3 separate regions of the Mus musculus genome follow, and regions 1 and 2 are each linked to region 3. Evidence: chromatin loops called from intact Hi-C (ENCODE). Cell type or tissue: heart. All regions are shown on one strand. Links, peaks and the distances in the headings refer to the core of each region. The heading gives the core; the rest is flanking DNA. Region 1 has its middle 44 kb from the start of D630010B17Rik. Region 2 has its middle 32 kb from the start of D630010B17Rik. Region 3 has its middle 100 kb from the start of 9430014N10Rik.

Region 1 (11,155 bases), core at 4,980-8,979, 380 kb after region 3:
TTTGACATGATATTGGGTTTGATTTGACAACATTGTTCTTGTGTTGTTTATGCCAAAAGACCTCCTTTCAGACTGTTTTGATTCAGGGTTAGTTTCTCAAAAAATTGCACAACCAGAGCCATCGAGATAACAGCCTATTGTTTCAAATGCTTACCTGCAATGTTATATTGTGACTTTTTAACTTATCCTTTCTACGAAGCATTACGAGTTTTGTAGCCTATCATAAAACATAAAAAAATTCCAGTCTCGCTTTATAATGTTTATTCCTAAATCGTTGGTCTTTGCATGGTTTACGTTTTCACGTCATCTTTTGAGGAGCCAGAAGAGGAGGGAAGCCCTTTCTCCTCATTGTGAGGCCAAACAGCACAAACCAAAAACAGAGGAGGAAGAAAGGCGCAGCTTAACAGGCACCGGGAACTAAGACCAAAAAGCCCTTCTTAAAAATTGTTAATTGTTTATTTATTCAGAGGGATGGCTCCTTAGCCCACGTGTTCGTGTTTCACAGTTCAGGATCACAGGTCAGTGACATTCATCTATGGGGCTCCATCCAAAGAAATTCTTTACATTCTGAATTTGCTTTGTACTCTAAAGGACTCCAGTATTTTAAGTTTTTTTTTTTTCAAGGAATCATAATATCTGTAGAAATCTGTGTGTGCCTTCTCACTTGGTCCATGCCTAACTTAGAGGAAGCCGCAACTCCCAACATGGCAGTGAATGTTCGGACATATGATATGAAACCCCAGACCCTTGGCTGGAGACCACACATCGGAGCTGTCACCAACCCAGCAATAGCCACAGTAGGAAACATCCTCCACACTGTATCCTTGCCAGTTGCATTAAACCCAACATTATTAAGAAAGGTTTATCAGAGAAAACCAAGCATGAGTGTATAAAGATACACCTTTATTAGTTGGGATTCATCCCAAAGGTACCAGGCATTGTCTCATTTGATAATAAATGAGCATGATACCATATTTATGAAGAAAACTGCATAAGATATTCTCAACAGATATAGAAAAATCTGGCAAATTCAAATCCTTTTCATGATAAAAATCCTAATTAACTAGTATTAGAAATTATTATAAATATTCTGGTTATGAAGTTCTTTAAAAACCAGTTACAGGGCTGGAGTGATGCTCATCATCTGAGAGAGCTTAGTGCTCTTGCAGAGGACTTGAGTTCTGTTCCCACCCTAGACGTAGCCTTTTTGTTACTATGGCACTTACTATAAAATAGTAATAATATTTTAATAATATATATTTAATAATATAATATAGTAATGTAGTGAAGGAAGCAAAGTCCTATGGGCAGTACCAAAGAGAGACATTGGAAATAGATCCACAAGTATAAGACAAATTGAGTTTAAACAAATGTTCCAAGGTAATTCGATGGCAAGGATGGTTGGCTCAACCAAATACAAAATCGCACGGACACAGTAGAAGGAGTTCATCCCGAACAAACAGGAGGGGCTGGAGGAGGGGAGAAGAGAAATTGTGGTCCTCACATCACAACATACCTTGAAATTAGCTAAACGTGAGTCAACATTTTACCTGTAAGTGCTATGACTGTTAAAATTCTGAAAGAATGCAGGAGAAAATCTTGTGACCTTAGGCTGGGAAAATGTTTCTAACTATATTTTTTTTAAAAATCCATGGAGTACACAAAAGGAAAAGAGATGGATTGAACTCCACTACATCTAAAGCCTTTCACCATTTTCCAAGGCTTGAAAGAGACTACAAACAGCTCAACTTCTCCGTGTTCTTATTTTTCTGACAAATAACTAGGAGGTCGATTCCTGCATCATGTGGCAAGTGCACATTCAGTGTTGTAGGAAATGGCCAACCTGTCTCTCCAAACTGCCTGTATTCCCATCAGTAACATATGAGAGCTTCAGGTTCCCCACCCATACCAGCCAGTGTGTAGCATCGTGTCAAAGTAAGACACGATCAGTCACTGACAGAAAATATCTTCAAAATACGTATCTGATAAAAGACAAGACGTAGAATGCCTAGAGCATCTTGAACATTGTTAACATGAAAGTAAATCGTTGGGTAAAATTCTAAACATTTTTTTCTCAAGACACATGAATCATAAATGAGCATGTGAAAGATTATTAATATCCTTAACTATTAAGAGAATGAAAATTTTTCTCAAAGTGAGATAGATATATGACTTGCCACCAGAATCGCTAAAATATGAGTGGAGATGCTAACTGTGAAGACACAAAGTAGACTGACCACTCTAGAAAACAAGATCAACGGGCTACTCCAACAGTGAAGCCCGTGGCCCAGCAGTCCAACCTCCAGCCATTTCTCAAAGAGATGTGAGAAGCTTTGCACACACAAAGGACACAGCAGTGTGCATGGTGATCTTGCCTGGGACAACCTAAATGAAAAATGGATTCATTAAAGTATTCTGTGTAATACAAAACTCAGCAAGAGTGGAACCGGATTACCAACATGAGCAAGAACATCATCAAGTCTTCAAAGCATGGTGTAGGCACTTCGGCTTTTCACTTGACGTACACGCTAGAGGCAGAAACAACCAAGAGAGTGATTACCTGAGGGGAGGTCTGGGAGGAAGGGGTGGATCACAAATTTTGTAGAGAATGCTATGCAATGCCAGGAATGCCTTAGATTATGATCAAGAGAATGGCTGCATAATTTGCATTTGTCAACGCTTACTAAAATGTTTATTTTAAAGTGTTTGATTTTTATTGCAACTATAGTCGTTTATTCTCAATTTGGCAAAAGAAGAGTATTTTCAGATTAAAGCAACCCAATGAACTAAGTCCACATTTCTCCAGTTGTGGCTTGAACCACTTTACATAGAATCATAGCAATGGAGGCAGAATCACCAAGAAATAAAACGAACTAACTCATGTATAAATTTTGAAGAAACGGACCAGAGAGTCATCTCATGGTTGCAATGTGTGAACAGCACATTGCAAGCTAATTGAGATACAATGACCAGTTAAGCAGAGCATCTTCTCTGCCTGTGAAATACTTGCAAACGAACTTCGGGCTTTATCACCGCAGTGGATGCTGAAATTATTTTGAAAATTCTGTGTGATAATAGTGGGCAGTATTTGGAACATTAGCTACTAAAAAAGAAATGGCCTCCTCCTGTCTCATTTGGTAGGGTAGACTCAGCAGGAATTGAAGATGAGAGTCAGAGAGAATGGCCACCTTTGGATATGCCTAGGCTTCCCACAGCCAGCCATGGCAGCAAACCCATAAAACTGTTGGTTGGTCTTAGTGCCCAGGACTCTTTCTTGCAGAAGAGTGTGAGGACTTCCTGCAGCTGTGCTCCCTCAGATCAGCCCCCCCCCCCCACCGCCACTCCTCCACCTCCTGCTTCCTCTCCCCCCACCCTGTGGAATTTCATCCAGAGAACATTTAATGACAAGTCTAACATTTTCTTTCTCTGAGGAAAGTTCAAATGTTTTACTCCTTATATAATTTTTCATAGATTCATTGCTTCCTCTCTAATTATAATATTTCTTAGAAAATTAAACCCACTAAGGAATGCAAGGTCTTTACCTCCCTTCTGTCCAGGGACTTGAGAGTCCCAACAGACAGCAGACTTCTTCCCAAAGTTCTCCTTATTTTGGGAAAAAAAGTGGTAGAGTGGGATGGGATAAAGAAAGAAAATTTTCAAGTAATTGGACTTTTTAAAACCCACAGTTAGACATAAAAAATTTTAAATTAATTTATTGTTGTTGTGTTTACATGGTATGTGTGCAGGCACACAAGCCACTGAACCTGTGTGTGGCCAGAGAACAACTTTATAGCATCTTACATATGTTCTAAGGACCAAACTCGGGTGCACAGGTTTGCATGGCAAGTACATTTACCTGCTGTGCCATCTCACTGTGTATGTACATATGTGTGTATATGTGTTTATGTATGTATAGATGTATGTATACATGTATACACACACGTATATATACATATATGTGTATACACGCATGTGCACACACGTTTTATATATATAAATTTTCCTCACAAAGCTATTCTTGAGAATAGTTATTTCTTTTTCCAAGTGCAATTACAACAACCCACCAATGACTACAGTGTCTTCTCCCTTTCAGAAACCAAATACGCACACATCCCTGTCTCCTGGAAGAATAGCTTAATATCATTGGTTACTCTTGCATGCGCCCGACTCACCAGCAAGAACGACGCTGCAACAGGATCCTTCTGCACACATTTATTGGGAGAGCTTGATTGCAGAGGCGAAGAGACCCCAAGCCCAGAACTGGTGCTGCTTATATAGGCCTAGGAGAGGCGTGTCTCACACCCAGATTGATTATGCATGGGTTTTGCTTACCACCTCATTTGCATGTCTCACATCTGATTGGTTAACATGTCTCTCATCTGATTGGTTAACTTCTCTCTCATCTGATTGGGTAACTTGTCTCTCATTTGATTGGTTAACTTGTCTCTCATCTGATTGGTTAATTCTCAAAACCTCATCTTGGCAAAAAAAACTTTACTGCCTATGTATGCGTGGTGGCCAGTGGTAGCCAGCGCCACCCTGCAACGGCACATGTGGCTTCCCACAGGTTACTACACAGCCTCTCTCACCCCTTTTACTGCAATACATTTCCTTGCTCCTATTAGCTAGAAGTCGGGTGTTCTACTTCCATCTTAATTGGCCAAGCTCTCTGGAAACTGTTGTCAAGGACTCTTGCTCTGTGCTACAACAGGAACACACCGATCTGAGAGCCCCCATCCCAACATTCACATTATCAGGTGCTGTTTCATCTGAAAGACTTGACAGATAGCGCATGTGTGTATGTGTGTGTGTGCATGTGTGTAATGCACTTGTGTGTGTGTGTGTAATGCACTTGTTTGTGTGTGTGTGTGTAATGCACTTGTCGTGTGTGTGTGTGTATGTGTTTGTGCATGCATGTAATGCACTTGTAGTGTGTGTGTGTGTGTGTGTGTGTGTGTGTGTGTGTGTGCATGTTTGTGATGCATGTGTGCAGTGCGTGTCCACGGCTAGGAAGGACCCCTGCACACTAACTGCAAACCCACTTGTGTGCTCCGAAGAGCATCTTAAGCCCTCAACACTTTTAGCTCAGATGCCAGGCTGTGACCTCATAAACCTGGAAGTCACACATTGCTTTCCTTCATGGTAGCCTCATGCATTCCAGAGCGGCCACTCTCCAGACTCAGAATCACCAGAGCTTCCCGTCAAAGAGGCACTCTGCTTAGTGTTCTCTGGGGAGGTTCCTGCTTGCCTCTACACCTCCAGACCATTGGCTACTGTTCTCATTAAGAAAGTGAAACAGGTGCTCACAGGAATTTCTGGTAGAATAATGCCCTTCATAGAAACCCCCATCACTAAGTATATCAAAATATCTTATTTAGAAATGTCAGGGTATTATGTTTATACATACACAGGCATGCACCTGCCTATACATTTACATACAATGTGTATTACATACTTGTGTTTTGGTGTGAGCAAATTAACACACTAAAAGATACCTATCTATTATTTGAGTACCTATCTTGTACCATAGACCAAATACAAATACCAATAAGGTTCTGTCTCTCTCATCAAGAAATCTGAGAATCAAAGAAATATACAGGCAAATAAAACACTGTATAGTAAACACTATATCTAAGTTATGCATAGAATGTAGATGTTAAGGATAAGGCATGAGGCTGAGATTTACAAGGTCCACTTCAACAGAAGCATGCAACTGTGTGCACTTCTTACCATAAACACACACACAGTTACCTTCTTCTGTGCTGAATTCCTGGCATCACAGACTGATTCAGGGCCTTTTGTTTTTTTGTTTTTTTTTTTTTTTAAGTTTTATTTCTAATAGCAAATTCCATTCCGTTTAATTTAATGGTTGTGTCTTTGTTTCCAGTTGTAAAGAAGAGCAAATAGAATTCTCAATGAGAACATTTTCATAGAGTTTGGATGTGTGGACAATTATAATATTGGCAGTGCTCACAGGAAGCCGGGGAATTATTTGTAAAGGTTTTGATGCCGATGAATTCCATCTAATTAAAACTTAGGCCATAATCAACTTAATACATTTTATAAGATCACGTATCAAAGGACAGGCTGGCTGTGAAAATGAAGTGTCACTGGGCTTTGTGAAATAAGCATTGAGGAACAGGCAGGGTCCTTTTTCTTCTCCTTTCCTTCCTAGGCCATGCTTATTTCATATAGTAGCGACTGCAGAAAGATACAGTCCTGGCTCTGTCCAGGCGCTGATATCAGGCATTCCTCACCATTGTGTCTGCTATGACATAGCTTGACACATTAAATTTTGATAAAAAAAAATTAAATCTTCGGTTTGTTTTGACACATATTTTTGTAACAGAGAAATAATTGCTGCTTTGAACTTTTTTATTCCATTTTGGATTTTCATCACTCACGGCTACGTGAGATCAAAGCAAGAACCAGCAGAAAAGACACTAAGGAATCTCACCTTAGTGAGTAAGGGAATTTAATTTGTTGTGTGTAACTAAATATTACTTGTCTTAACTACTAGGTTTTCTTAGGGTTCTATGTTTCATTAGATACTGAGATACTTCATCCCCTGTCAACCCGTATTCCATCCCTCATGAGTCTCCAGCCAACCCACAAACAGACCTGCAAGTCAAAACATCGGACCTTGAGTGTCATAGGTAAGTGGACTCCAGTGATTCTGTGACAGCATCTTCCATGCTACAGTCAGAAAGGGTCTGGGCAGAGACCACTGGGCTTGGATCTCTGTAATCCTTAACAAAGTTGAGTTCAAGAACCATTTCAGAGTATAGAGATGCCTGGCTATCTTACCACTGAGAATGGGGATGTGATCGGTACCTAGTTCACAAGTAGAGGCTTTTTTGGAGAAAGAGAAATATATTCATGTCATCAGTATTAATCCAACAACTAAGTGAAACGGCATGTGTAGACAGTTGGGGGCACATATGTGTATGCTAACATAGAGCAAGCCATAGATAAGAGAGCCTCTGGGAAAACATGATGGTTTTTGGCCAACATGACGTTCAATCCTTTTAAGTTTTCTCTTGTCTTCTAGGCAGCAGTAAACAAAAACCATTTGTTCCTTGTTTTGTTAACCTCGGGTTTGCCGGTGTGGGCTCATATGCCAGGTAATGCCAGCTCAGCTTTGCCTCCGTTAAACGGGGACAATTAAAACAAAACAAAACAAAACAAAACAAAAACAAAACAAAAACAAAAACAAAAAACAAAAAAAAACCTCCAAAGTACAACTCAAACGGACCTGTCTTCTAATAAGTATGAAAAAAATTATGGCTCGTGAAAAAAAAAAAAAAAAGAAAAAAAAAAGGGGGGGGCTGCAACACTTCAGAGCTTCAGAGACCTTCTTGCATCACGTGAGTTTCATAACTATTAAAAATTATAGATGCGCCAGGTTCACAGCTGAGAGCAGTTTGGTTCAAACCAGAATCAGCAGCAGCTGCAAAAACAAGGAAGCACCTAGTCCATCTGTCTCCAGGAGAGGATTAGAAGCGCTCTAACAACAAGTCTGCTTCATGCAAACTACCCTAGGTTTACCATGTCACAATCAAGCCGCATGTCTTCACATGAACTGTGTTTTGGGTTTTTGGGTTTTTTTTTTTTTTTCTGGTAGCCTCCAGTGCCATCAGCAGAGAGCCAAAGCTGCGGGGATTTCCAGGGGTCAAAGAGGGGCGCGTGGGGCATTCTCTCCTGATAGAACAGTTCCTATTCGCTGTAGCCTCTGCCCTCCCTGCGCTCACTGCCTCCTCAGTCCTAGGCAAAGGGACTCTGAGAAGAAACAACTGTTTAGATGTTGCTTCCAAAAACACGGGGTTTCTCTCCAAGAGAGCTGCGTGCTCTTCACAGGCCCCTACTGCCAAGCCATAACCCCTAGATAAGTACTTTTTTTAAAAAAAGATGTGTTTGATTGTTTTTAATTATGTGTGTGTGGTGGAGGGAGACTGTTCATGGGAGCGTTGGTGCCTGCAGAGGCCAGAGGCTTTGAATCTCCCTGGAGCTGGAATTACAGGCATTTGGGAGTCACCTGACCTGGGGGCTGCAAGTAGAACTTGAGTCCTCTGCAAGAGTTACCTCAGAGCTAACTCCGTTTCAAATGCTTTTGAACCCATAACCACATGGAAGAATCCACGTTCATCCAGATTCCGCATGCGCACAGGTAGAAGCATGTATACACAGCCATTTATTTATGCAGTAGGAGGCTGAGGTAACCGCTTCAGAGAAATACCCCAATTACTCGCTCTGCACTCAAAACGTTTCAACTCGTTCATTCTGGTTAGCCTTCAAGTGACAGTACAGCGCTCTATCATGACGCTCATACAGATCATGACCCCCAGCCAAGGATCAGGACTTCCCCTCCCCCACTGCGCTCAGAATCACCTGGGCGTGTTCACGCGACAACCTTCTAAGGGAGAGAAGGGGGCACTCAGTAGCGGCTGCCTCTAAAGGGAGAATGACATTTTCTGCCGGTTATTGGCCATATGACCTTCAACAAGTTACCTGCCCATTCCAAGGCTCAGTTTCTCCATCTATTAAGTGATGGCAATGATGACATCTCTACAGAGGGACGATGCTTTGGAGTGAAACGACAGCCAGCCAGACATTTGCCTAAGTGTGATCCACGGTAGAAAGTAAGCCCTGGTGCTCGAGTCTGAGTCATTTCAGTCCTTGGCTGGTGTGGTTTACGATCTCTGTTGGGGATTTCTTCACATGTCCTAAGCTGCCTTAGATTCTGTCCCTTGCCAGAGCCAACGTGGATAAGAACTCAGTCGCCTCATTAAGGCTTCCCTGGCTACTCAACTGGAGTCAAGGAAACAGGGAGCTAATGAGGTCACTGGGTTCTGGACTTTATGTCTACCCCCAGTAAAGGTAATAACGAGGTGACTTAGGTTTTAACCTGCTCTTGGCCTTGAATACTGTCTATGTTGATTTTATAAGCAGGTGAGAACCTGTCTGAAAAAGACCATTAAAATATCAAATCATAACCCTGCTTGAGGTTCTTTTGTTAAGGACAGTAAATGTAAGATGTATCAGGAGACTGGGCAGGATTGGTCTGGGAAACGCTATAATAGTCTCTCACAGCACCCTATATACATTTTCCTGAAGAACTACTAAAAGCTACAATTCACGCTGTTTAAGTCAGGCTTAAGTCTTATCTGGTGAATTATTAAGAGTTTAATGCAATGATAATCTAAATCACCAGGTCTTAAATTTAATCACTTAACCAGTATTTAGCTTGGTATACTTGGTACTAGCTGGTTAAGTGATTAAGTAAGAAAATGTGAACTGTATGTAGTACCTTCCCCAAGCCATAGTTGGCTTGGCACAAACAATTTTAAAAGATTGTGTCCATAGAAAACTCAAAGTATAATGAAGCAACAGCTCAAGGAATGATGGTTCCTGAAAAAGTTAGTTCAGGAGCACCACAGAGACCCCGCCTGAGGAGACATGGGCTCAGCCTGTTGGGACCACCTGTGGGACATAGGGCACAACGCAGAGACCACCTGGGGGGGCATGGGGACAGCATTAAAGGTCACCTAGGGAGACAACCCTGAACAGCTGGAGGCCAATGGAGAAGCAAAACATTTCTGTATACAAGGTGGGCAAGCAGACTTATGGCTGGATACTTTAAATGGGGTTTGTTGTTAAGGCATGGGGCTGTCCTCTGCTGCCAAAACTCAGCCCTAACATTCTGATAAAGCACATGTCTGGGTATAGAATGTGACTTTGTCAGTGAAGTTGAAAGATGCCCACAGGCCAAGGTCTTTGCTATTTCTAGGTCCTGGCAGGAGTGGTCTCTCCTCACTCAGCAAATGTCCAAGGTATCAAACCCCAGAAAAGTGAGAGAATTGACTACTATAGGCATAACTATGAATACCACAGTTCACCACTAACATCTGAATCAGGTGACAAAAGAATCAGACAATGTAAAAAAAATGGCTGTCAACTTTGTATAGACATTGATATACCCTCGGGTCACCAAGGGTCTCAAGTTCCAACTTAATTTGTGTAAGGTTGAAGGCTGGGTATCAAAGTTTTAGGCTCTTCTCTGGGTGATGCTGAACTGTATCCCAGGTTTCTATCTGCTAGCATGGTGTGGGTGGAAGCTAGATGGGTATGAGCAGGCAGTTTTTGAAACCTGAACACCCTAACGCTGGCCCATTTGTATTAATAATAGCTGCTCATTTGCAGGAAGGTGGAAGGAAAGGTAGAGTCAGTGGATATAAGACAGTGAGGTAATGATGGACCTAAGATTAATTCTCCCCATTACATGTCACCCCCACTTGACACACTTCAAATTGATGGATTTCCTTCCTAGAACTCTAAAATTCATACAATATCTCTTATGCTTTACCAAAAAGAAATTGAATCTCAGAAACGGCAAATAGCATGACTACAATCCACAGCTAATATGCTGGTAAATCCATTTCTTCCAAACTATAATCTACATACTTCTAAAAGAATTAAAAAAATAAAAAACCCACAGCATTTTCTCCAAATAAACAACCTTTTCTCTGATAAACCAAACATAACATTTTCCTTTTGCATGCAAATTTAACTTTTGTTGACTAAATACCAGTTTGAATCATTTTTGCAGAGAAATCTGTGGTGCCTAACATAGTTGACATTTCTACTCTTTTCCAGTCCAGCACTGGAGTCTCTTTTGGGATTTTGCCCAGTCCCTGCTCTGTGCACTTCCAGCCAGGGTATGAACAATAGGAGTGGGTGGAGGACTCGAGGTGTGTCTCTAAGTTTGCTTTTTGTTGCTCTAATACAAACACTACCATCATTGACTTGGGGAGGAAATGGGCTTATTGCAATTTACAGTTGTAGTCCAATATGAAGAGAAGTCAGGGCAGAAACCTTGGAGGCAGGGCCTGAAGGAATCAGGAGAGATCATGGAGGAACTCTTCTGACTGCCTTGCTCCCTGCGACTTACTCATTCACTTCCATATTCTACAGGACCAGAGGTGGCACCTCCATCAGGCCTGGGCCTTCCCACATCAATCATTAATTAAGGAAGAGGACTACAAACTTTTTCATGAGCCAATTTGATGGAGGCATTTTCTCAGTTGAGGTTCCCTGTTCCCAGATGACTCTCATAACAAGTTGACAAAACTAACCATAATAGGGTTTTCTAGCTTTT
Region 2 (11,155 bases), core at 2,307-6,306, 390 kb after region 3:
CTATCCCTTACACATTCAGGTGTTTCCCAAAAAATACACCACATTTAGGATCTCAGCCTATTCTGTTCACCCAGAATAGGTCCAAGACTATAGACTAGGATGTAAATTTTGCTCTCCTTATTTTTTTGCATGGAATAATTACACAAAATAACTGGTTTAATTATGCCATTTTTCCAACACGTATATAGTGTTCTGATTGTTATTAATAACACATCAAGAGATATTATTATATCTTGTATCCTTCTTAATCCTGCTGATTATTTTCTTCCTCCCAACTCATCTGCCTTCTACTTTCCCATCTTTTTAAATCAGCGAGTTTAAGTAGAGTAAATAAAAGAACATGTATGTGTAAGAGGTCATCTTTAGGAGGATGAGTAGGTCGCCTCTTCTATACATCTAAGGAAAATGTTTCTTCCTTTCCAAACAATGATTAACTGCCTCTAGATGTTCAGGGAGGGGTGTTCCTCATGGGTCCCTTGCCCTTTCCACAAAGGAATGTTGATAGGCTGCTCAGATTTCAAGAGTGCAAATACCATGCCGTGCCCAAAAGACGGTTCCACACCATCCTACCTCTTTCTCAGGCTCTTACCCCTTTTCTACCTCCTCTTCTGCAGTGTTCCCTAAGCCTTGGAGACAGTCAAGTAGATGTTTTATCCAGGGCTGAGTGTTCAAGTATCCCTTATTCTCAGAGCTTAGACCATCTATGAGTCACTTCTGTAACTGGAGCCCACAGAGAAAAGAAGCTTCTATGACCAAAACCGGCGTCAGCGTGGGAGCACAGTAGAAGGTGAATTGACAAGCATATCCTGTTAATTCATGAAAACAACTGCAGGAGCTTCCTGACTAGATCTTAGCACCAGCTCAGCCACAGCATTTTGACTAGGTTTCCAATACAACACATTAATTTTATCCCATGGAACAGACTTCAGATCCAATCAGGAAGCAGTTGGCTACCAGGTAACAGGCAAGCCACTACTGTACCAGTGAGGACTACCTGGAAGGTAGTGTCATTTGCAGGGACCACAGCTGAGTAAGACTGTTGGTGACATTTCTTCCCCCAGAAGCCTCCTTACCACATTCCAGCACAGGCTAGGCAGTAGGGCAGAAGCTATTAGCTTTGTTCTGGATTTATTTCTCTACGCCCTACATATTTTTCCGTGTCAAAGTATGTGGTATTTTCCGCAATTCACCTGATTCATTTTCACATGGGTATACTCTCCAGGTTGTTTAGTACACATTGGAAATCAATATCGAATGTCAGTTAATAGTTCTTTAGTCAAGACTCAATCCCAGTGACAAAGTGGCCTATCAGTCAAAACTAAATACTGATATATACAGAGGCTATGAAGGTTAAAAGGATGCATTGCTTCTCTTAAAAACTCAGTGCCAGTGAGGAAAACACAGAGATCTAGGGCCAGAAGACTGCTATATTGGTAACTTTTACTGTTCATTTTGGCTTACAGTTCTAGGGATACAGTCCAGTCCTTCACACCAAACAACATATGGCAGAAGGTGATCATGTTGTACCTGCAGCCAGTGAGGAGGGTGGGAGAAATGCCTATATGCAGCCTACATTCTCCTTCTATTTATTAATTCTGTCCAAAAGCCCAGGCTATGACATAGTAATATTCATATTTAAAATGAGTCTCCAATCCTAAATTATTCTCATCTAGATAATCCCTCACAAACATTCCTATAGATTTATATCCATGGAGCCTTTGGTGGATTGGTTCTTTTGTTTAAAACATATTTAGTCTATTTCCCCAGTGCAGGACATAAAGTTTCTCTTTTAGAATTACAGCCTTAGAAGCAACTTTAAGTTTTCTCCAATCTTTTTTCTTCCAACAAATTACAGACTTTTCAAATTGTTCTGTCCCATGTGTTGCTTGTTTCCAGTATAAGCCTGGTTTCGAGTAGTGATCAGTAACCATGCTACAGCTTGAGTGGTAGCCTACTTTGAATTTTCTTCAAGAAGAAATACTAGTCCATTACTTCCAGGTTCAGCTTCACTCAGGTTCTCATAACATGAGAAAATGCAGCCAGATTCTTAGCCAGAATATAACTTGAGCGGTCTTTGTACCAGCTCCAAAAAGAGTCCTCATCTCCCCTTTGAAATTTCATGAGATACGCTTCCAATGTCTATATTTCTCTCAGCCTTCTTGTCTTCTGAACTCCTATTAGAATACCCCAGCAGTGTCTCCTCACAGCATTTGAAGGCTTTTCCAGAGCAAAATTCAAAGATCTTCTATATACCTCCTGAAGACCCATTTCATGGGTCTACAACCACTAAATAAAGGTCTCACATCAATAACCCCACTTCTGGTATTAAATCTTCTATATTAGTTACTTACTCAAAGCTGTGACAAAGATAGATAGATAGATAGATAGATAGATAGATAGATAGATAGATAGATAAACCCGATTAAAAAACAGACACAAACAAAACCCAAAACCTTATTTTTCTTACAGTTTCAGAGGGAGGCAGTCCATACAGGCAATGCAAGCATGGCAGGAAAAACAGGAAGTGGCTGGTTTGGTCACATTGAATTCACAGTTACAAAGCCAACAGTGATGAATGTTTGCATTCAGCTTGCTTTTTCTTTTTTATTCAACCTGGAACCCCAGCCTATATAATAATACCATTCACACTAGGTTTTCCATTTTAGCTGAGGCAATCTACATCACTTACCATAGAAATGCTGAGATATGTTTCCACGATAACTCTAGAGCCCATCAAGTTGACAATCAAAATAAACTGTCAGTGTAAAGGGAGGCTGACAATTGAACAATATGAGAACACTTTTGTGTTACATATATTCAAAACAATAATGAATAATTTTGCATAGAGTAGTTGAATATATATATATATATTTTCATTTTACGTGCATGTGTGCCAGATCCCCCTGGAACTGAGTTTACAGATGGCTGTGAGCCACTATGTGTGTGTTGAGATCCAAACCCAGGCCCTCTGTAAGAGTACTGGGTACTATCAACTCTGAGCCATCTCTCCAGCCCTAGAGAATACTTTTCCTCTTAAGAACATAAGTCTTAAAGAACAAAATTTAGCAATAATTTTTAATCAGGAGATAGAAAATGCCACATAACACATTTTAGTCACTGAAACAGTTCATGGTAAGCCAATAGAAGTCGAATTTAATGCAGAACAAAGTAATTTTTACTCCTGACTCCTTATTACCATAACTTAAAAACTTGAATTCTTTAAGAATAAAAATAATAGACGTATTAACATATATGTCACTGTTGATTTAGTCTGTTATGAGTCTTACCCTCAACAGAGTGCTAATAGCATTTAGAATTTTAGATAAATAAGTACTTATTTTGAATGACTGACATTTTGGTCTTTGATAAGGGTGCTGTTCCCAGACACGGCTCCCTCTGAGGTCCACTACGGAGCTCTTTCTGGATCTTTCCCTGGGGTTTGACTATTAGCAGCAGCTGCTGGAGAAAATAATCCATACGAATCCATTCAACTGCAAAGCTTAGGATCCTCTGGAGGATTACGGGATCCAGTGGTCCTGGGAGCAAAGGGCCAACAGAATAAATACTTGGTAGGTTCTGATGGCTCTGTTTTATGGGTTCTAGCATCAGTTCCCGCACAACTCAACCCAAAGGGATATAATCAGGGGCAGCCAGGCTGTGTTTTAGAATGATAAAAATCCTCCTCCTTGGAGCTGGGGAGATATCATTCCATTGTTTTCTACTTTAAATTGGATGATTTTGATTCCATTGTAGATCAGGGGAGAGCACTCTTTTCAAGTAAAAACCCTAGCTTCTGTGAAATTTGGAATGTAAGAAAGCCTTTCTCATCGTTCTTAAACTGCATTATTTCTAATGGTTACTTATTTCAGATTGAATTAAGTCAAGCTTAGTAGAAAAGGATTTTTATGTCTCTTCTTATTTGCATTTGTTTGTCAAAATCTCTTTAAAGCGATTTATAGGGTAATCTTCCAAAAATTCTCTTATGTTTGACTTATTTGTAAAAGCGATACATTTGTGTCGATGTTTTATGTTTTACATTTTTTTTTCCAGCCCATTTAAAAACCTCACTTCTCTCTAGTCAATCCTTAAACAGTTGGGGAAAAAAAAATCATGTTCTCGATTTCACATGAAATACAAGAGTGCCCTCTCTTGTCCACCACAGAGTAATACAGCTGAAAAGGAAAGGTCCTCTTTAGTGACAAGGAACTGATAGAGGCATCTCTAATAATAAATACACCTTAGATTTTAATAAGAAAAGGGAGATTTATTGCAAGAAAACCACAATGCAAGGAGGGCTGAGTCTCAAGAGGTAGATACACTGAGTCTGAATAGACCTAGGAGTTAGAATGCGTTTCATTTTCAAAGTCACTGAAATATTTGCACTGTTAGGGAGATAGCAATCCCTCTGATATGTATCTATAAATAATAACATGTTGACTTTTCACTTTTAAAATCACTGAAATAAAAGCAACGGAAATATGATGTTGGTAGCTATTGTTGTTGTCAATACAGGATTGCACAAACTGTGCCACACCTGCTGAAGGGAGTTTTTGTTGCCCCATCTCCCTTGGGAAGCCATTGAAACAAACAAAATGTATCTAGGTCTTTGTGTTAGCTAGGAAAGACCAACCTGGTGTAGAGATTTCCTGGTCAGGTCAGACAGAATGTACTAGTGGAGACCAGAGTCCCTGCCACGTTCCAAGAGAGGCACAAGGGATACTATGCTGTGGTTTTGATTGGCTTTCCCAGAAGTTTAAAGTGAAAAAGCAACCACACTGTGTTCATGTTTCCTGGAATCTCAGATGAGGCAGTTATACCAATAAATCCTTCACCTTCTATGAAAGATGTTTCCTTAAAGCATGAAGGGAAGTTGTATTTATTAGAGGGATTTGGGGGAAAGACAGCACAAGTTTTTAAATCTAAGATTACTCCTTGCTCAGCTCCCCCTGACACATACACCCCACACTCTAGCAGTGTTTTATGCTCCTGTCAAGCGCTGCTCACTGACAAATCTTAGTCCTACAACCACTCCCCATGGTTTGAGATCTATCCCAAGACAGAAGTAACCTCTGAGGATCAGAGTCGCCCACACAGGACATAGTGAGCTTCTCCATAGGTGGCTGTAGCTGTTTGCAGAGTCTAAGGTCACGTGTGCACAGAACATCTGGTGCTCATTTCCTTCTGAGATATGCTGCCGCTGCTGCCGCCGCTGCTGCCACCATCTGAATAACGGATCACTCTGAAGCTCTGTGTAGCTGCGTAAGAACTGGATCACTCACTACCACGGGGGTCTCCCTATGGCTATTGTGAATCCCACAGCTCTCCTGTGTGACAGAAGCTATTGTCATCTTCCCTTTACCCAGAGTAGTGAGCATCACCTAGATCACATATCCAGATTTACTGGCTGGAAGTTGAGTTTGAACACAGATCAAGGAATTGAGTGGTAGGCTTGTCCTGTCCTAACTGTTCTCACCTCCCAAACTCATATCTGCTCTTCAAAGCTCTGATCTTCAACAATGTTGCTTCATGAGTTGTTCCCCCTCTCTCATTCTCTCTCTCTCTCTGTGTGCGTGTGTATGTGTGTGTATGTGTGTGTATGTTCCAAACAGCATCATCCTTAGCTATCTTTTTTAGTGGTTGTTTTATTATTTATCTATTTGCATATTTTTTTCTCCAAAGGGTTTCTTTGTGTAGCCCTGGCTGTCCTGGATATCACTCTGTAGACCAGGCTGGCCTCAAACTCAGAAATCCGACTGCCTCCACCTCCCAAGTGCTGGGATTAAAGGCGTGCACCACCACTGCCTGGCTCACACATGCGTTTCTTATAGGAAAGGGCACTTACCTATAGAGTGATGAGGCGTAAAACAGCGTCTTAAGTAGGTTGACTTATCATCAAGGTATCTATCCATTCTGCCAGTACTTACTAAGACCTGATGATCCTAGGTGCCAGGTGTACAGCAGTAGATGAGTAAGGTCAACTACATGCATAGTTTTAAAACTAATGAATTGAATATGAGGAGAGCTCTAGACATAATTTTAATTAATGCCCCACTTTGTTGGTAATTATCAGCTTTTAGTAGAAAGGTAGCTTGCCAATCTATTTTTTTGTCCTTATTGATGGACTAATTGAGAACATAATTACAGCTCATTAAGAGTTTTCTGAAGATCTATAGAAGGATCATCAAGATACAAACAGAAGTATCTTTTAAAAAGGGAGAAAGCAAGTGATAGGGGCCAATAGGGGAAAATATAGAATCTTTCTGATTTTTTTTAATTTGGGTAATCTATTGGAATGAGTTACAAATTGAAAATATTTGGCAGATGCGGATTTATTAACAACTAAAGAAATGAATCCGAGTGCAGCTCCGTTTTATCCGCACAGTAGATCAATATATTTTGCAGGCTGCTATTTCCTGGATAGGTCTGGCTTAGTATCATTGCTTTATAGAGTAAGGTATTTTTCCTTTTTGTTTTGTTTTGTTTTTCCCCTCGAGAACTCTCATCAAGGTATTGTCTATCTGACAATGTAAATCAGATGGAATTAAAGTCACCTCCATTGATTCGCCTATGAGGGATGAGATCTGGAGATTGACAGTTGGAGTCAGCCAATGAGCAACTGCCTTGTCACTGTGCTTACTGAGACGTGGGCTTTGCTTTTATGGGTTAGCCCATCTGTCTTAGTCAGGGTTTCTATTCCTGCACAGACATCATGGCCAAGAAGCAATTTGGGGAGGAAAGGGTTTATTCAGCTTACACTTTCCACACTGCTGTTCATCACCAAAGGAAGTCAGGACTGGGACTCAAGCAGGTCAGGAAGCAGGAGCTGATGCAGAGGCCATGGAGGGATGTTTCTTACTGGCTTGCTTCCCCTGGCTTTCTCAGTTTGCTTTCTTATAGAGCCCAAGACTACCAGCCCAGGGATGGCACCACCCACAAGGGGCCCTTCCCCCTTGATCACTAATTGAGAAAATGCCCCACAGCTGGATCTCATGAAGACATTTCCTCACCTGAAGCTCCTTTCTCTGTGATAACTCCAGCCTGTGTCAAGTTGACACACAAAACCAGCCAGTACACCATCTCAATGGATAATTTCAAGCAAATCCAAATTGTTAAACAAAAAAGTGAAATAATAAAATAATCTGGCAAAACATAAGGGTGGGAAAGAATGCTGGTTCCTCTCCCTAGACTTATTTCACAGGAAGGACATATATCAGACAATAAAGAACTATAATTCAACCTCCTTGGCCAGAGTAGGCAGTCTTTTTTTTTTTTTTTTAATATTGCTCCTGAAAGAAAATGACCTTTCTGACATTCTTCATTTACTCCTTCCTAACCAAACCTGAGAACATGTAGCATGGCCACAGTTTTATGACGTGAATCATCAGGTGAAGTGGGAGAAGATTGCACAACACAAAGCTCCACACTCCCTTCTCTCAGGAGGCATGCGTTGGCATCTTTCACTACTTTGCCCTGGGTTTCAGCTTCCTGGTGGCCTACACCCTTGTTTCTCTACCTTCTCTAGCCTTTCCTACAGACTGGAGTGCCCATGTGGTACAACATGTATAACAACATGTGGGCCAAAATGAGCTCATGCTAATTAACCCACAATATGTAATTCCACAGGAATTTTATGATAATTGAGCAGTGATTCTTATAAACCTATTTAAAAATTGTATCTAGAAAGCAAATTATAGCACAATATCCCCCAAGGCTCTTAATAACGTTGACTATTTTTAGGAAATCCAACCCCCTCTGGGTACACCAACACTTTAACTCAGTGGTCTTGACAAGCAAAATGGCGAAAAGCGGCAGAGATTCTTAAAACCTATTTTTAGTCTAAATTAGGGTTTATCACAAGCGATGCGTCCTAATCAAGCACACTACAATATTCAACAGAATTGGAGTGAGGTGGGCAGATAACACAATGGGACACAGATAATTGTACAAATATACATTTCTCTGTGGTTTCACCCTGTTTGTCCTTCCTCAGCTAACCTGGTAAGTGCTTCACCTTCCTGTGGGTAGCTCAGCATGCTTCGATCTGGGCGTAAATGGGCTGCAGAAGGGGGGTGCTATTCAGGTGCCTATCAGGACTGAGAAAGGCATCCCATCCATGCAGAGACTGTCCCACCTGGGGATCCATCCCACACACAATCACCAAACCCAGACACTATTGTAGATGCCAACAAGTGCTTGCTGACAGGAGCCTGATACAGCTGTCTCCTGAGAGGCTTTGCCAGTGCCTGACAAATACAGAAGTTGATGCTCACAGCCATCCATTGGACTGAGCACAGGGTTCCCAATTAAGGAGCTAGAGGAAGAACCGAAAGAGCTGAACGGGTTTGTATCCTCATAGGAGGAACAACAGTAAGAACCAACAAGTAACCCCAGAGCTCCCAGGGACTAAACCACCAACCAAAGAGTACACATGGAGGAACCCATGGCTCTAGCCACATATATAGCAGAGGATGGCCTTGTTGGACATCAGTGAGAGGAGAGACCCTTGGTCCTATGAAAGCTCTATGCCCCAGTGTAGGGGAATGCCAGGACCAGGAAGCAGGAGTGGGTGGGTTAGTGAACAGGGTTAGTGAACAGGAGGGATGGGATAGGGGGTTTTTTAGAGGGGAACCGAGGAAAGGGGATAACATTTGGAATGTAAATGAAGAAAATGTCTAATAAAAAAGGAAAAAAACATAAACAAACAAACAAAAGAAAGGATAGTGAAATGCAACCAACAAGATATGTTTCTACACAGATAATAAAGGATGCTCTGCAGATACACACCCTGCACTTGAGGGATGCATGTGTTGTAATTGATGACAACTTCCCTCCTATGGATCCTTAAAAGTGAATTGGTTATTAAGTCAGAGTTAGAGAGGCCAAGGGACCTGGGAGACGGCTTTGCTAGCTCACTCCCGCTCAGCTGACTGGAGAACAGAGCATGTATTTATTTTCTTTGTTCATCCTGTTACTTTCCCTGCAATCCAACCATCCCTTTCTTTCCTAATTAGTTTTCTGCTCAACAATTTACTTAGTTTGTCTCTTCGAACTAAATAGATCAAGCAACTCTGGATGGTTGTCAAGAGGCAAAGCTCAATGATTGTGGAGGGAATAACATAACATAACTCTAACCAAACCAAATCTATTGAGCTTTGGGGAAAACTTAAATATGCCCCTTTTTCTTTCAAATTGGCTGGCTGGTTTCATTCTTTACCTTCTAGCATGACAGTAAACTGCATTTTTTTTTAAATCAACCATGTGGCAGTGTTTAGATAAGGCAAAGGCAATCCTATTTTCTTCTCTTAAATAAAGGCAAGCAAAACAGTATGCTTTGTCAGGATGGATATTTCTCTACCAATATAGTCCCCAGCATGGTTCTACATAGATGTTATTAAACTCCACACTAAACAGCCTGTGTGCGTGGGTACTGAGCCCAGAAGTGCCTGACAACTAATGAATAAACATATACTGTATTTCCACCATTTTTTAAAAAAATTTTTTGCAAGGGTATCCTGCTTGAATACTTCTGGCAATGAGAACCATTTACTTTGTTTAAAAAACACACATGCTTGTATGGAAACACACATAAACCAAGCAGAGCGTTTATTGAGTTTATAAATAGGTGAGCCTCTGCTGAGTTTGCCTGAAGCATGTCGAAAGGCTCAGCCCCGTTCACTTCAGAAAAATAAAAAAAGAAAAGAGATGCCATTTTCTCCTCCAGCCCCACCTGCACTTAGCATGTGTGTCTGTTCCTGACCCCAGGCTCTTCTCCCACGTTCTTATCTCTCTTTCAAAACACATGGACTTGTGAACGGAAAAGTTCAAAGGGCTTCCAAGAGCACAGACAGTTTATCCCTTATTTGGAAAGGAGAACATGACAGTAGGGGGTGTACCCAATATAGAATCTGGAGCAGAAAGTTGACATGCCCAGTGTGTGTGTGTTTCATATTTGTAAGCTTATATTATTGTACTGCATTATAAAACATTTCCAACCCTATTCTAAGGACTTACTTTCTGGTAATAACATGGTAAAGTGAAGAATAGCTTGTGACTTTTGCATTTCACTACTAGTGAGTTTATTTCATACATCTCTAAATTTATGTCTTGGATTTCAGGGTATTGATAGCCAATGACAGAGCACAGAAAGCTGCATGGACTAAATGAAAAATGAATATATATATATATATATATGTATGTATATATATATATATATATATATATATATACATACATATATATATATATAGAGAGAGAGAGAGAGAGAGAGAGTGTATATATATGTATATGTATATGTATATGTATATATATATACATATATATATATATATATATATAGAGAGAGAGAGAGAGAGAGAGTAGAACACACCACACACCACACACCATACACCACACATACACACACACACATACACACACACACACACACACACACACACACACACACACACACACAGAGGAAAATTTTCAAGGCTGTAGGCTACTTTGAACCACACACGACAATAGCTCTGTCTTACCAATGTTAGAAGAACTACTATGAATGGCTGAATATTACATCATCCACCAGGAACAGTGAAGCATTTGCAGTGTGGATAGCCGTAACGAAGTGGTCACTAAGGTCATGCTGAGAAGGAAGTCCAGCACAGCCGGGTTTAGGGAATGCTCTTGGACTCTCCAGCTCTTCCTTGCATGGGCCCCCTTGGCTCTGGCTCAGTGATTAACAACCCATCAGCTTGAGGCTTCGAGCCCTTACATGAACCCTTTCAGACAAAACCATCACCCTCAGGAGTTTTGTGCAATGTAGAGACAGGGAGATGCAGGCACTCTGCTGGAAAGTGGGGTCATTAAAAATAATGAGAGATCTTTCACTTCCCTCTTTTTATTAACTTTCAGCAAAGGATGACCTGACACTTACAGTTTTGACATACTAGCCACTTTTACTAGCATCCATGCCCAGGTGCCTAAGGATGTCTCCACAACATGATATGTGGTGGTTTTGGAGTCATGCTCAAAAACACCATCTTTCCCTTTTCTGTGTTTGCTTTGTAGGTTGTAGAATTGGCTTTTTAATAATTGGCTCTAAGCTAAATGAAAATGTCTCAACCTCCTCATCTCTAAAACCTGCAAAGGCAGATGGCAAACATTCATCCCAAAGTTA
Region 3 (11,155 bases), core at 2,958-6,957:
CACAGTGGATCTAGTTTTGTTTTTAAATAATGGATTACTTTAATTTAGTTACGAAATTCCTATTTTTCAACTTATATTATATGCAAGTGTAGATAACTGGCTTGGCAAGATGTGCCCACTGGATAGATGGTGGCTTGAATGGGGTGGAACTAACTAAATTCTTCCTGGTTGGACTTAAGGAAGGTTCACTCCACAGGAAGAAACCCATGCCTGGTACTATAAACGCATTAGCTTGAGAGTTCACAGGACCTGTTACTATTATTTTGCCAAATGGACATAGTATCAAATTGCCTTCTAAATACTCATTCTTATATCCATAGACTAGAACAACTCTAAACTCTAGCCTCTCTAAGAAGAGAGACTTTTCTGTATAGAAGATGGTAGATAATCTAGAGAGTCACAATTTGTCAAAGTGTAGAGTCCTAAATGGGGCATCTGTATCACACCCCCTCTCCACACAAAATTCAGGAAACACGGTGGGACAAAGGTCACAAATCTAGAGGAGCTAAAGACCAGGCAGAATTCCTCTGAAATAGTTTCTTCTGTGAACGGCAGGGGTGTTGTCCTCAAGGACTCACAATAGCTGTGGTTGCCAGCACAGGGTCAAAGTCAACATTCTAGCTGGGAGAGGAAAGGGTTCCTGAGTCTCCATCCCAAAGGAGGAGTTAAACGCAGTGGAAGGAGAGTACGTTTCCTTCAGCGTTGACCCAGAGTAGGTTGCCCGGGCTTTGGTAGATGCCCCTGCACCTGTGTGGGTGTGGCAAGCACTAAGTAAACTCCGAGTGTATACAGGGGAATCAGGGGGAAGAAAGCGTGAAGCTGGAACGGGAATATTCATGGGTGAGGAGTCAGGGAGGAGTTAAAATGATGTAATGAGGGGCTATGGTCAGAACACATTATATTCATGTGTGGACTTACCAAAGAATGTAAGTAATATGTAGTGTAAGTTATAGATACATTGTAGGAATATTAATGAAAGCATCTGTAATAGTAGAGAGATTTTTAGTTTAAATTCACCTTAGGGGCTGCTGCCATGGCTCAGAGTGTAAAGACAGCCACTATGGAAGCCGGATAACCCCAGTTTGATCCCTGGATGCCAGAGACGGGGAGGAAAACCAAGTCCTGACAGTTTTCTCTGACCGCTGTGCTCTCTCTCTCTCTCTCTCTCTCTCTCTCACACCACAAGTAAAAAGGTTTAAAATCACCCCAAGCCCTCCCGTGTCACTACAAGTAAACTATATGGTATGCAGCGAGTCAATAAATGTGTTTAAATCTGGTAATTTCTTTCTGTTCGATTGAGAGATATTGGAAGCAAGGCAGTTCATTCTGTAAGCGAATTGGCGCTTGATGGATGACCCAGTGCATTCATTTGCCATCCGTCATTAGCTGACACGTGAGGTGAAAGTGATGCTGTATCAGGGAGCTGCTTCAGCCTCTGCCCCTTGGCTGCCCGTTCTTTATTTAATTCACAATTCCGGGCGAAGCTCTCACGTCACAAGGAGGCTGGGTGAGGAGTGAGGAAGAGTGGAAATGCAGGGAGAGGTGTGTAGAGAGCAGAATGTGAGAGGCCTGAGAGTAGGCAGAACGACTGGAGCCTAGATGGGAAAGTAAGAGGAGGATTGGTATGGAGATACTGGTCAGAGCTGGAATGTAGGGTTTTTTTGTTTTTTTGTTTTTTGTTTTGTTTTGTTTTGTTTTTATTTTTCCCAACAAAGTTTGCTGGAGAAAAAGGAAACCATTTTACTTAGAGGAGAGGAGAGGAGAGGAGAGGAGAGGAGAGGAGAGGAGAGGAGAGGGAGGGAGGGGAGGAAGGGGAGGAGAGGGGAGGAGAGGGGAGGAGAGGGGAGGAGAGGGGAGGAGAGGGGATGAAGGAGAAGAGAAACACCAGTAGAACCTTGACTCCGAAGGAATTCTTAAAGTCGGCTAGAAAGAAGTCATTTAAACAGCTAGAGAGGTACCTTAGCGACTTAAGAATTCTTGCTGAAGACCCAGGTTCAGTTCCTAGCACCCACATAATGGCTCATACCTATCTGATTCCAAAAGATCTGGTGGCCCTTCTGGGATCTGTGGGCACAGCAAACACACAGTGCACATAGATACGTATGAGCAAACATTCATACACAGTTTTTTTTTTTAAAGCAACTTAAGTTGCCCTATGAAGGTGGGTTTATGAGGAGTTCCGTGAGAACATTAGCCCCCAAGGCTAGAAACTCCATACAGTCCCGTTTGTTGAGCTACACAACACGGGCTACAAGCTACAGTGATGGTCAGTCTATGCTTTTGATAAAGCGCATCATTTAAAAGTCATGTTTGCTTGCCTTCTATTGCCATGACTGATAACATAGGATCGGTAGGCAGTCACTTAAGATGCAAACAAGCCTCTACAGCTTCCTGGATGTAGAATACTGGGTTTCATAAGCAGCGATCTGCTTGATTACAGCGTGAAAAGGTAACTCCAAAAACTGTATTCCGACTTTGGACATCAAGGATTCAAACTCGTCTTCACTCTGAACAGATTTTCTCTCAGTTGCATCTGCCCATCGTAGCTGAGTTCTTTATAGAATGACACAAAAGAGGCCTTATCCATCTGGGCCACTTGGAGGTTGCCATGTAATCCCGCATCTCATTTTGGTCTTCGTAAGAAGACATAGTTCTCTCCTGTCTAGGTTCAGATTGTCTCTCTAGACGAGAACCAAATTGCCAAGGTCTATCCTGAGAATAGAGATTCCAAAAAGTTAAAAACGTGCTTTTGACTATTGAAGCACTTATGAAATACTGATTTTTTTGCAGTGTGTATTATGTGTTTCTATTGCTAACAAATATGGCAGGCTAATAGCCTCAAAGAGAACAGGTAGCAATCCAACGAAGTGGCCCATTGAGTTCCAAGGACTAGGAAGAAAATTTGGTGTTAAGCTCCATTGTCCAGGAATATCAAAGCAATTATATTTTCATTTAAAACACCATTCTAGTTATATATCCAATCCTGAAACATCTGTTAAAATGTGTTCTGGGAATGACCCTACTGAAAGTCGTTTTCTGTGGCTGAGTGAGTTCTGTATGCTTCATCATCCCTTTTGAAGATACAATCATTTCATGTAAAAATTTCAGGTCAGCCTTCTAATAAAACTCCCTTACCACTGCCTCAGCTAAACAAACTACCTTTCCATATGGCAAATTTTGTGTATAGCAACCTTTTGTGTAATCGTGAATTCATTAACTCCATAGGGAACTATTTTTTGAAAAACCCTGTCTAACATGTCGAACCTTGGAGCTCTCTGGATTTTTAGTTCTACACGTCTGTGCATGGTGTAGCCATTTTTATGGGTGAAAAAAAAAAGGTTCTTGTGGGAAGTACGTATGATGTCTAGTTTTGACTCTCTGTCCACTGAGGATTTATAATGAGCTGAGCAGAGCAAGACCCACAGAGCTGAGAAGCTTAGCAGGTACGTTGGGAGGTCCTGATGAGAAGTCAGGAAGGAGCAGGATGCTAGACCTAGGAGACAGAGAATGTTGTCCTCAGTCAAGCTTGTCCTGAGCCTTTGGAATCTCTACACTAAGACCTTGGCAACTGGTTCCCTATCTAGAGAGACAATCTGGATTTGGAGTAGAATGGACTATATCTTATTATGAAGGTTTAAACGAGATTCAGGATTGCATGGCAATCTTCAAGTGCCCCGGATGGATAAGGCTATCCATCATGACATGTATTCAGATTACAGTAGAGTCTTAAGAGATCACTCACTGGAAGGTAACACCCACAAGGCAGAACTGTTTTGTCAGAACGAAGAATTTAACCACAGAGACAACCTATGCACCACAAAAATAATCAGATAATAATTGCAGACAGGATGTAATTAGCCTCCCGAGAGGCTCGGGCTATAAATACTCTGGGACGGAGAGAAAGAAACCAGCCTGAATGGAGCTGGGAGAAAGCTTGCTATTCTGAGCATTCCTCACAAAGGGCAGCTTTAACTCGTCTCCATTACCACGTGGCAAGACAACAGCAGTCTCAAAGGGCCTTATGCTTAACAGACTTATTTATTGCTGTGTTTCAGACCCGTGTTCCTGGCTAGTCTGGAAGGAGAAGAGACTATTTCCTGACATCTGCAGAACAGTGCTGCTAGCCGAGTATCTTTACAGTGGAGCCGCTACAGTTCTCTGTTTCCAGAGGGCTTTATGTAACGTGTAGGCACATGACATAATGGGTCCGCGGCTCAGGAGCGCATCTGAAACGCCTTTGGGATGCAGTTGGAGAAACTGGCAGAGTTATGGCAAGAGATCAGTGAGGTAGGGTGGACTCTAAGTAAGCCGATTCCTTGCAAGCATCAGAGAGAAGAGAGTTAACAGGGACCGCGGCTTTAACTAGGAGAGGAAAGTGGGATACAATCTGGAAGCAGGTCTGCAGGACAACTGAAGTGGCAGAGATTAACATATGGAAACCAGACAGCAAGCTAGGATCAGAAGAGGGAAAGAGCCTCGTGGGGGGTAAATATAGCTGCAGATAAGGAGGGTGGGAATATTGGATGGGGATTTACTTCCGGCTTTGGAAAAATCCAGGGGGAAGCTGGTAGAAGTATGTAGTCCTCTCATCTTCAGGAGGGTTATGTAATATGGAAGTGCTAAACTTGGCCCGTGTAAAATACTGGCATCCCTTTCCGTGTTATTTTTAAACTCGCTGTTTTTCATTCATTAAGCACAATTGAGCTATCAAGTCCTGCGTAACCCAGGCGGAGCGTAACCCCTACCACCGGAAGGGCAGTGTATCAGCCACGTTGTCATGACAGATCTGCTCTCGGAGATGCTGTCTCGCAAAGTGCGATGTGTCTCCCACACTTTCCAGAGAGAAGCAATACTCCTTAGGAGCCACACAATAACGCATATGGAAATGCATGTGTTTTCTGGAGGCTGAGAGGAGGGGGTGGGGGAGGGGGTGGGAGTGGGGGATGGGTGAGCTGAGCTACTTGCCTGACAGATCTGTGAGTTCTGAAAGTTGACAAGTTTGGGGGAAAACTATTCCAGGTAGGTGAGGGGAGAAGGAACATGCATTCAATTAGCAGTCGTATTGGGTATATACCCCGTTCTTTTAACTCGGCACTTTTAATATCGGATAGAGAGCTGGAGGCACGAGGAGCAGAAGAATATCCTTAGCAGACAAGCATTGCTGTCACCGATCTTGCTTACCCCCTGTGCATCTTTGCCTATGTCAATATTTTATATTATTAGCGGTATTTCCACTAATTGATGCCATTCTCAGTCCTTACTCTTGCTAACCCTCCAAATGAAGGCGCTCTTAAAATGTTGTCAAGTTCAATCAGCGTCCTTCCTTAAGTGGTCTCAGGGTAAATGGATAAAGATCTGTTGGTGATTGACATGCTGTGGTATTAAAACTTACAGAGGCTGCCCCAAGATGTTATGCTAGAGAATGCCTCTGAAGTGAGGGGGGATTGTCCGGTGGTCTTGGTGCTGCTGTGGGTATGAGATGCAGGAGGAACACGTTCTAACTCCTGCTGCTAAAGCCCAGCGAGCTCTGCTGACCACGGCAGCGACGGATACAAAGGACATTTGTATTAACTGCAGGGTGACCCCCTGAAGTCGTAAGTCCAAACATACAGACATAGCATTTCATCAGTACAATCTAGTTCCACTTCAAGTGGAGGAAGAACGTCCTTTGTAAAGTTGGAGGCTGACCTGTTCCCCAATGCTTTCAAGCTGAAGGCTTGGCCCTCATTTTAGTTATTTCGAGGTAGTAGACATGTCAAGAAATGGGGCCTATGGGCAGATTTTTTTTCAGTACAGTGGATGTGACCTTGAAGAATTCTGTGGACCCTTTTCTTTTTCTTTGTCTTTTTCACACATGTGAGTTAATGGTTGCTCAACCATGGACTGCCCCTCCATGATGTGTGAACAGCTACAGGCGTCAGAGGAATCGGCCAACAAACCATGTCCAGGAAGCCTCTGGAAGCCTGTACCAAAGCCAACTCCCTTTCTTCTAAAGGAGTTATCTTAGATGTGAAAATGTGACTACATTCACCATCTTTTATTGAATAGGTATTATACAGGATATGCAATATGCCTTCTCTATGTACAGCTGCAGACCAACCATAGAAACAAATTAAGGAGTCACTCCTAAGAAAGAGACAAACAGTGGGGGCGGGGGGGGGGCGGTGCATGAATAGAAATAAGAACTATTGGAGCCATGCACTTTTAAAAAAATTATTTTATTTTTAATTTATTTTTTACACTCCATATTCCATTCCATTCCATTCCATTCCATTCCATTCCATTCCATTCCATTCCCCGCCCACTCATCCATCCCCTGACTGCTCCACATCCCACACCTTCTCCACACCCCACCCCTTCTCCACGTGGATGCTCCCCACCCCACCTGACCTCTAAACTCCCTGGGGCCTCCAGTCTCTTGAGGGTTAGGTGCATCATCTCTGAATGAACACAGACCTGGAAGTCCTCTGCTGTATGTGTGTTCGGGGCCTCATATCAGCTGGTGTGTGCTGTCTGCTTGGTGGTCCAGTGTTTGAGAGATCTCAGGGGTCCAGATTAATTGAGACTGCTGGTCCTCCTACAGGATCACCCTTCTCCTCAGCTTCTTTCAGCCTTCCCTAATTCAACAACAGGGGTCAGCTGCTTCTGTCCATTGGTTGTGTGCAAATATCTGCATCTGACTCTTTCAGCTGCTTGTTCGGTCTTTCAGAGGGCGTCATGATAGATCCCTTTTTGTGAGTGCTCCATAGCCTCAGTAATAGTGTTGGGCCCTGGGACCTCCCTTGAGCTGGATCCCACTTTGGGCCTGTCACTGGACCTTCTTTTCCTCAGGCTCCTCTCCATTTCCATCCCTGTAGTTCTTTCAGACAGGAACAATTATGGGTCAGAGATGTGTCTGTGGGATGGCAACCGCATCTCTCACTTGATGTCCCGTCTCCTTGCTGGAGGTGGGCTTTGTAAGTTTTCTCCCCCTACTGTTAGACATTTCATCTAAGGTCCCTTCCTTTGAGTCCTGGGAATATCTCTAGTGCATTCTGGGGGGTCCCCCCAAACTCCTATTTTCTGAGGTTGCCTATTTACATTCTTTCTGCTGGCCCTCAAGGCTTCATGAAAATGGAAAGCTTCTGTAAGGCAAAGGACATAGTCGATAAGACAAATCAGCAACCTACAGTTTGGGAAAAAAAACTTCACTCACCCCACATCCAATAGAGGGCTAATATCCAAAATATATAAAGAACTCAAAAAGTTAGTCACCAAAACACCAAACAACCCAATCAAAAAAATGGGGTATAGAACTAAACTGAGAATTCACAACTGTGGAATCTCAAATGGCTGAGAAGCACCTAAAGAAATGTTCAAAGTCCTTAGTGATCATAGAAATGCAAATCAAAAGGACCCTGAGATTCCACCTTACACCAATCAGAATGGCTAATATCAAAACCTCAGGTGACACATATTGGAGAGGATGTGGAGAAAGAGGAACACTCCTTCATTGCTGGTAGGATTGCAAACTGGTACAACCACTCTGGAAATCAATCTGGAGGTTCCTCAGAAAATTGGAAATAGGTCTACCTGAAGACCCAGCTATACCACTCTTGGGAATATACCCAAAAGATGCCATACCACAGGGGCATGTGTTCCACTGTGTTCATAGTGGCCTTATTTGTGATAGCCACAAGCTGGAAACAACCTAGATGCCCCAAGACAGAAGAATGGGTACAGGAAATGTGGTTCATTTACACAATGGAATACTACTTAGCTATTAAGAACAAGGACATCCTGACATTTGCAGGCAAATGGATGGAACTAGAAAATATCACCCTGTGTGAGGTAACTCAGACCCAAAAGGGCATGCATGGTATGTACTCGCTAGTAAGTGGATATTAGGAAAAAAAGAAAAAACAGAATACCCAAGAAAACAGTCCACAGAATTCAAAAATGTCAACAAGCTGCAGTGCCCAAATGAGGATGCCTCAGTCCCACTTGGGAGAGAGAAGAAAGCAATCACAAGTGGGGAAGGAGGGAGAGACCCAGGAGGCTAAGGGGGAGGGAGAGGGGAACCTGATCTGGTACTGGGAGAGGGAAAAGGAGCCATGCACTTTGATAAGTATTACACATTGAGTACCTGGTGTCTGTCTGGAGTTATGCTAGGGGATCCTGCTCTTCCTATTCTGAAGTCAGCTTCTCAGGGAAGGCTTGTCCCCTTTGTTTTCAGTCCTTGCTCTGCACCACAGCGCACTGTACGTGTAACACTGAGGATGACCCACTGACCTCTTAACTGAAGCAGGAACTCTAGCACGTAAAAAGAAAACCCAGTGGTAGCAATGAAGCAAGACCCTTGCAGAACCCCGAAAAGAAGCCCTGAGCCCAGGAGAGGAGACTCCAAGGCTTCCTGGATGAATGAATCGCTGGGGTTTGAGTTTCTGGAGTCAGTTATGTCTCACTCTCTAGTATACGGATTGTGGGAGCAAGTATAGATCCCCCTTCCTTTTTTTGGCCTAAGCAAGTTTGGCTTGGTTTTCTACCATAATCAAAAGGATCTTGTATAATCCTGAGAGACAGAAGGGTATGGCCAAAGGGCAGAGGTCATAGAAGGGATCCCACTTAAACCAGAAAGATTCTATTTTCTGCTTAAGTCATACATATACTCGGCTATTTCTGTTATGTGTTTTAATTTATTTCTATGATCTTTTGTGTTTTAGTTTTATCATATTTTTCCCATTTGCTCAATATTTAGTGGAATGATTTTTTTTATCATTTTCTTGTTTTCCCTTTCCCAGATGTGATGTTTTGTATTTGCTAGGCCCAGGGAGTGGCATGATTAGAAGGTGTGGCCCTGTTAGAGTAGGTGTGTCACTGTGGGTGGGAGCTATAAGACCCTCATCCTAGCTGCCTAGAAGCCAGTATCCTGCTAGCAGGTTTCAGGATGAAGATGTAGAACTCTCAGTTCCTCCTCCACCATGCCTGCCTGGATGGTGCCATGTTCCTGCCTTGATGATAGTGGACTAACCTCTGAACCTGTAAGCCAGCCCCAGTGAACTGTTGTCCTTGTAAGAGTTGCCTTGGTCATGGTGTCTGTTCATAGCAGTAAGATCCTAGCTAAGGCATTCTGTTAATTTTGTGATTACTATTATAGATTTTAAGAGTAAGGGTTAAGTAGAAACTAATCCATATCTCCATCCTTCCTCTGACCAGGGCAGACACTATTATTTCATTCATTACAGCCTCCTGTATCCCACCCTGAGTTCTGCTTTTACCCCATGCCTCATTACTCATTGTGACTAACACTGTTCTTCGGTCTCTGGGTGTTTCCTACAGTTCAAAAGACTTTTGCTCTTGACAATTTCTGGGAATGGATCATTTACCCTTGGGTTTATTTAAAAAAAAAAAAAAGTAAAACATATGCCTTTTCAGACGGTCTGTCAGCTGTCTGATGTTGTAAGATCTCCCAAGCATTGGGAAAGTCTTTATGTTGACCTACTATTTGAAGGGCAGCTATGTTTGTGCAGGCATCAGTGATGTTGGTGGTACTGGACATTGTCTTTCGACCTTGTCCAGACTCACTTCTAGCTTTTCTGTCTACTCTCTAGACAAGAACAACATCTTCCTACATTCAATCATGTTGACCAATGGGAGGAAAACTGATGTAACTGAGGGAACAGGCTGCAGTGAGGAGATTGGGTGGAGTATAGACTCTCTTCATCCTCTCTGATGGACAGTCTGGTTGTCAGTTGGCTGCTGAGTAGCCAATGGTGGTCTTTCTCACCATTGTTCTGCAGAGTCTAGTAATTTTGTTTGTTTGTTTGTTTGTTTGTTTGTTTCTTCAGGGTTAGAAGTTACATTGTGATGGTGCCTGACCCTTGTGTGGATTTACCTTAGTTATGCCCTCGTTATTTGGGATAGTTAGAATCCCTCTTTGCTCTTAGCATTATAAAGGCCTTTTGCTGTTATCATCTGGCTTTGATTATTTTTGGTAAGAAGCAGACCAAACATTTAACAACTGTTTCTTTTTTGGATAGCCAGTCTTTTCTCTCTGGTTGCTATTAAGATTGTGTGTGTGTGTGTGTGTGTGTGTGTGTGTGTGTGTGTGTGTGTGTGTATCTCATTGGTCTTTGGAATGTAATTGTCATGTATGGAAGTAGAAAGCTGGATTCATGTGTGTCCCGTGATGTGGTTATTAAATCAGAGAATTTATATCTTTTATTTGATGACCATCTCTTCTTGGTCTCAATCTTAAATTTAAAAATTCATGTCTTTTGTCAACCTGAAAATCTTCTAAATCTGTAGGCCTTTAGATATCACCTCCCTTTCATGCTGAAAATTTTGTCAGGTGCAGGTAGGCCTTCTCCTTGTCCCCCTCCAGGTTGTCTTAGCAGATAGGGAGATCAGTGGGTAAGAACGCTTGCCATGTAAGCGTGGGTTTGGGACTCAGCACTCATATAGAATGCTAGACTTGTGCTCAAGCTCGGAATCTCAGTGCTTTGGGTGGGCAGAGACAGAAGGATCACAGGAATTGCTGGCTGCATGCCTAGCTTCAAGTTCAGTGAGAGTCCTAGTCTCAAAGGAATCACTTGAAGAGTGACAAAGCAGGACATCCAATACCTGACTCTTATTTCTGCACATGAGCATATAGGGGTGCACTTACACATGTACATATTCTCTGTCTGTCTGTCTGCCTGTCTGTCTCATACACACATACATACAGAGAGAGATGTAGGAGAGAAAGACAGAGGAGAGAAAGAAGGGAGAGGAAGAAAAAAGAGAAGGAGTAGGAACAGAAGAAGGAGGAGGAGGAGGAGAAGAAGAAGAAGAAGAGGATGAGGTAGTTAGGAATCAATAAAGAATGATGGCCAATGAAAACAAATAAGTTATGATCCTAAAAATAGTTTACAGTGAATGTTGCTAACATATATTAGTAAGAAAAGGAAGTTGGAAATGATCATTATCATAAGAAAAGGTAAACCAACACTATAATTTGAAAAGAAAGGGAAATTAAAAGTCACATGCTGCAAAGCATCTCAAAAGGCTATCGCAGACAAACACCCCAGAGCAGACCTCAAGGAAAGGGAGAATTGGCTGTCTCTGTGCTGAGTCTCAAAGCTAAGTCTCACCATGACCTCTTTGCTCATTGTTGGGAGGAATGGCCAGTTTCCTT

What was found. Hi-C counts contacts between places; a loop is a spot of excess contacts. Peaks named below come from ENCODE experiments on the same cell type or tissue, not always from the same donor. Only the 100,000 strongest peaks of a DNase experiment are listed, where the experiment ranks them.
Region 1: it touches region 3 in a loop (2.0-fold over the local background); 2 of 42 quality-filtered maps call a loop at or near these places.
Region 2: it touches region 3 in a loop (2.1-fold over the local background); 2 of 42 quality-filtered maps call a loop at or near these places.

The regions. Positions count from the first base shown.
Region 1 is chr15:94,197,965-94,209,119 of GRCm38, forward strand. No RefSeq gene overlaps it. Among named protein-coding and RNA genes, the nearest start is that of D630010B17Rik, 44 kb to the right of the region's middle. In heart, for the core only: no CTCF peak of the experiment used is centred there; no DNase peak of the experiment used is centred there; H3K27ac peaks cover 460 bases.
Region 2 is chr15:94,209,473-94,220,627 of GRCm38, forward strand. No RefSeq gene overlaps it. Among named protein-coding and RNA genes, the nearest start is that of D630010B17Rik, 32 kb to the right of the region's middle. In heart, for the core only: a CTCF peak has its summit at 4,150 (motif pointing left); no DNase peak of the experiment used is centred there; H3K27ac peaks cover 1,225 bases.
Region 3 is chr15:93,820,860-93,832,014 of GRCm38, forward strand. No RefSeq gene overlaps it. Among named protein-coding and RNA genes, the nearest start is that of 9430014N10Rik, 100 kb to the right of the region's middle. In heart, for the core only: no CTCF peak of the experiment used is centred there; DNase peaks (open chromatin) are centred at 4,272 and 4,762; H3K4me3 peaks cover 775 bases; H3K27ac peaks cover 1,655 bases.